2 separate regions of the Homo sapiens genome follow, and region 1 is linked to region 2. A link is a loop called in an ENCODE intact Hi-C map of the cell type or tissue named here. Cell type or tissue: body of pancreas. All regions are shown on one strand.

Evidence for each region. Peaks named below come from ENCODE experiments on the same cell type or tissue, not always from the same donor. Only the 100,000 strongest peaks of a DNase experiment are listed, where the experiment ranks them.
Region 1: a loop joins it to region 2, with 2.7 times the contacts of the local background. A loop is called at or near these places in 10 of 110 quality-filtered maps.

What each region holds. Positions count from the first base shown.
Region 1 is chr16:20,299,578-20,302,077 of GRCh38, reverse strand. No RefSeq gene overlaps it. Among named protein-coding and RNA genes, the nearest start is that of GP2, 27 kb to the left of the region's middle. In body of pancreas, a CTCF peak has its summit at 1,426 (motif pointing right); DNase peaks (open chromatin) are centred at 1,427 and 1,687.
Region 2 is chr16:20,379,498-20,381,997 of GRCh38, reverse strand. The region is part of intron 3 of PDILT (protein disulfide isomerase like, testis expressed); the gene reads left to right. Among named protein-coding and RNA genes, the nearest start is that of PDILT, 24 kb to the left of the region's middle. In body of pancreas, no CTCF peak of the experiment used is centred here; a DNase peak (open chromatin) is centred at 1,007.

The sequences.
Region 1 (2,500 bases), 80 kb after region 2:
GCAAATTCAGAACCTGGGAGAGTGCCTCTCTGGTACTGAAATGCTAAGCAGGAAGCTGATTCAGACTCTGAGATGCCTTGGGAGTGAAAACTTTCCCTTCCTTGATTCTTTCTGGCTCTTTCTAAAGAGCCCAGTGAGCCAGCTCCTTGTCCAGTCATTCTCCACTCTTCAAGGACTCCGAGGAACTGGCCTATCTTGTCAAGAGTTACCCTCTACTTGGAGCTCCTCAGGCGGAAAAGTAGCACTTAGAATCTTGGTCTCAAAATATTCCTGTCTGTGTTGCTCCTACTGGTGGTGACAGTAAATGAGACTGTGATGAACAAGTGGATGTGACCTGGTAACCACATAATGCTTTTACTATATTTTATTGGCATATAATATACAGATCATGCACATACATCACAAGTACAGCTTGATGAATTTTAACAAAATGAACGCTCCTGTGTAACCATCACCCCGTTCATGAAATACAACAGTGGCTGCTCCCAGAAGCCCCCTCTTGCCCCTCCAGTTCCTACATCTCCCAAAGGCAACCGCTATCCTGACTTCTAGCACCATACGGTGGTTTTGAACTTTATATAAAAGGAATATATATCATTTGAACTCAGTTTCTTACTAACATGTGCAACATTCTCTTTGTGAACCTGATCCATATTGTTGAGTTTAATTATACTTGGATCTCATTCTGATTGCTGACATGATTCTATTGGAAGAATAAAGCCTAATTTATTGATCCATTCTACTGTTGATGGACATGTGGGCTATTTCCAGCTTTCAGCTACTGGTAAGCATGCTGCTTTCTTATTTATGCCTTTTTGGTGAGCGCATAAGCTCATCTTCCTGAAGTGTATATATTCAGCTTTGGTAAATACTGCTAAGCAGTTTTACAAAGTGATTGTAACTCCACCAGTCATCATGGTTTTCACATTCCAAGATTCTTTAGCCTCCAGTATCTAGTAACAATTGACTCTACTTCCTTTGGTTCCAAACACACCCTTGTCTTTTTCTCCTCCAGGACCTTTGCACATGCTATTCTCTTGGCTGTTACAGTCTTTCCAGCTGATCTTCACATGGGCAAGTCCTCACTCTTTGGGTCTCCGTGTACACGTTACTACCCTCAGGACGGCCCTGTGCCTGTTATACTCATGACTTTATGCACAGTATCAAGCCCATGTTCAGTAAATGGTTAGCCCTAAACAAATGTTAGCTAATACTGCTGTTGTTGCAATAAATAGTCTTTAAGTCTCCCTTTCCAAAATTCTGTGACTCTAGGAAGTCAGACTGCCTAACTCTTATCCTGTGTGCGGATCCTGATGTGCCCCAAGGGTTCTAAATCCCTCACAGAAGAAGGGCAGCTGGCAGTTCCCATTTCTCCCGGTCCCCGGAGCTGCATGTGTGGTACCTGCTCTCTACTAAACAGCCAATAGAGGGCACTGTGGGAACACGTCCGCGGAAGGAGGGAGGCGTTGGTCAGAGTTCAGATGACACAGAATTAGAGCTGGAAGGGATCTGAAAAACCCATCTAGACCGAAACCTTCATTTTACAGATGAACAAACAGATGCCCAGACAGGAGATGTGACTTGCCCAAGGTCACACAGCTACTGCGTGGAGAGCGGAGATGACACTTACCCTCTTGGCATTCTCCACTCTGCGGGGGCGTTGCCAAGCACTGAATGAGGCAGCTGGCCCCAGGTGCTGAAGCTTTGAGCCGGCCAAGGCCCCTGTTTGCCAAGCCTATCACTGCCCTCAGTTTTCTCCTCCCTCCTATTCCATGAGAGAAAGGCTCTAGATGTTGGAAGTAGGACAAAACACACACTATCCCTTTGATTTTACAATTATCTTTGAGAAAGCATTTCACTTTCCTTAATAATGACTACCAATTATTGGAACTTTCTAGGTGCCAAATATCATACTGCATGCACTACATGCATTACCAAGAATGGTTTTAGGGTTTATTACCTCCCTTCTGGGAGTCTTTCCCTGATCTCCCGATTGAAAAAGATTGCTCTTCTCCCATTTCCTCTCTATCACACCAGCCAGTTTACTTTCTTCGCAGATCTTATAATTATTTTTATAATCGTTAGACTTACTTACTCATCTACTTATCTATCATCTGTTTCAATTCCTCCCCTCCTTCTGGTAGACTTGAACTCCATGAAAGAAGGATTCTGGAGCTAGATAGGTCTGGGTTCAAATCCCAGCTCATTCACTTACTAGCATTGTGGACTTGCATTCATTACTGAAACTCTCTGAGGCTGTTTCTCCCTTTGTAAAATGGGGACTCGTGCTTGGCCAAAGTTCTTGATTCCTTTGGGCCTCAGTTACCAAATCTAAGGGAGGATAATAACCCTTCATCTGCTGGAGAGAAGAGCCTCACAAGATGCTCTGAAGGTCTTGGAGCCGTGGTCAAAGGAGTACATAATGGCGTTGCCCAGCTGTGGGGCCATGACTGGGCACATGGTTTACAGATGCAAGTGGAACAGAAAGAAGAGAAAATTG
Region 2 (2,500 bases):
GAACCCAGGAATTTGTGACTGCAGTGAGCCATGATTGCACCACTGCACTTCAGCCTGGGTGACAGAGTGAGATCCTGTCTCTAAATTTTAAAATAATAATAATAAAAGTTTTAGATTTTGAATACAATGGAATTGGAAGCACCCACTGCAGGTGGGCATAGGGTAAAGTACCCACCCATATTTCTGCTGGGCTTGCTTCCTCAGTATTACTTCTAACCAGAGAAAGGGCAAAGGGAATGCCAGGATGAAGCTGGGACAGGGATTGAGGATGCCTGGATTTTAGGATGAGCAGTAACCATGGGAACTTCAACGAGCCTTTTACAACCAGGCTTCCAATTTCTCTTTTTTTTTTTTTTTTTTTTTGAGATGGAGTCTCACTGTTTTGCCAGGCTGGAGTGCAGTGGTGCGATCTCGGCTCACTGCAACCTCCGCCTCCCGGGTTCAAGTGATTGTCTTGCATTAGCCTCCCGAGTAGCTGGGACTACAGGCATGTGCCACCACTCCCAGCTAATTTTTAGTATTTTTAGTAGAGATGGGGTTTCACCATGTTGGCCAGGATGGTCTCAATCTCTTGATTTCATGATCCACCTGTCTCGGCCTCCCAAAGTGCTGGGATTACAGGTGTGAGCCACCGCACCCGGCCCAATTTCTCATTTTCTAAACAGGATGAGTAAGGCCAGTTCTGCCTACTTGCCAGGGCTCCTCTGAGCTGAGAGGAGACAGTGCTTTACGCATCTTCTGCAATGTGACTTTGATGAAAACTCCTCTTAGGACACTGGTGGGATTTAGTCCTTGCAGGGTCAAAGCCCCAGTCCCATTCTCATCTAATCTCCAAGGATTGATGGCAGGAGACTTGGCCATGGCCATTGCTCTGGAAGGAGGGAGACTCAGGTTGCCTCTAGGCCTCTATTAATGATGCAGCCACAGTCTGTGCCTGGAAATATGCAGCCCAGTGCTGGTCCTAGTCAATCATTGACATTGCATTCACACCTCAGTTGTCACCGTGTCCTCTGGCACAGAGCCAAGCACCAAAGGAGGTCCCTGACAAGGGCAGTGCCTGATCTGCAGGCACAAAGGAATCAACAATTTGCAGAGTTCATAACTACCTCGGTCCCACAGGGGCCAGAGGGGCAAATGGAGCTCACACGTCCCCAAGAAGATGGCCCAAGATCAAGTTTCCTCAAGCCAGCTTCCCTGATGATTCATTCAGCCCATTCATTCATTCTAGAAAGATTTCTTAAGCATCTACTATGTGCCAGGCATTACAGGAGCTTACTGGGAGCTCACACTGAACAAGCTAGTGAAAAATCATTCTAATAATTTCAAGAAGGGATAGACTCAATGAAGAAAATAGGGTAGCTCGGCTGGGCACGGTGGCTCACGCCTGTAATCCCAGCACTTTGGGAGGCCAAGGCGAGTGGATCACGAAGTCAGGAGTTCAAGACCAGCTTGGCCAAGATGGTGAAACCCCATCTCTACTAAAAATACAAAAAATTAGCTGGGTGTGGTGGCGGGCACCTGTAATCTCAGCTACTCCGGAGGCTGAGACAGAGAATTGCTTGAACCCAGGAGGCAGAGGTTGCAGTGAACTGAGATCACACCACCGCACTCCAGCCTGGGCAACAGAGTGAGACTCCATCTCAAAAAAAAGAAAAAAAGAAAAAGAAAATAAAAGAAAAGAAAATAGAACAGGTCATAAGACAGAGAGTGATTGGCTAAAAGAAAAGAAGAACCAACTGAGAATTGAACAGGCAGAAGAAGGCACTGCCCTTGAAGAGCTGAGGAAAGGGCAGCCCATCAGGAGGGACAAGCCAAGGCTGAAGCCAGTGTTCTGGAAGATAACTGTAACGTTGGAGTGTGGAAAGGGCAGAGGGTGGCACAAAGTGACATCAGAGCAATGGTTCTGATGACCTGAAATTTAAATTCATTTGGCAGGTTTTGTTTTTGGATATTTTCAGATTTTGTAAATCAATTCCTTTTGGATCACTTACAATATACTTTTGCCAGACAAAAGCATATAAGAGAAACCATTTGTTTCCAAGTGTGACTTATTTTTACCTAAAGATGGCTGGAAACACTGTACAGAAACTCAGTGTTGAGGCTGATATCTCAGAGGAGGGAATTACAGCAGATGTGGGGTACCAAGGTCTGAGGGTGGCATGATGCCTCCTCCTTCTCTCTTCTCTTGAAGCCACCATATCAGCTTCACATGAATTTCCATAGGTTTGACTCATTGTGGCTTTTAACATGACCTTAACTATATCTACTAAAGTTGAACATGGCATCTGCTATGACCAGAAATTCTCCTGCTGGCTATACACCCAACAGAAGTGCATACAGTGTGCCCCAGAGACATGCACAAGAATTCATTCAGAATAGCCCCAGCCGGGCATGGTGACTCATGCCTGGAATCCCAGCATTTTGGGAGGCTAAGGTGGGAGAATTGCTTGAGCCCAGGAGTTCGAGACTGGCCTGGGCAACATAGCAAAACCTCGTCTCT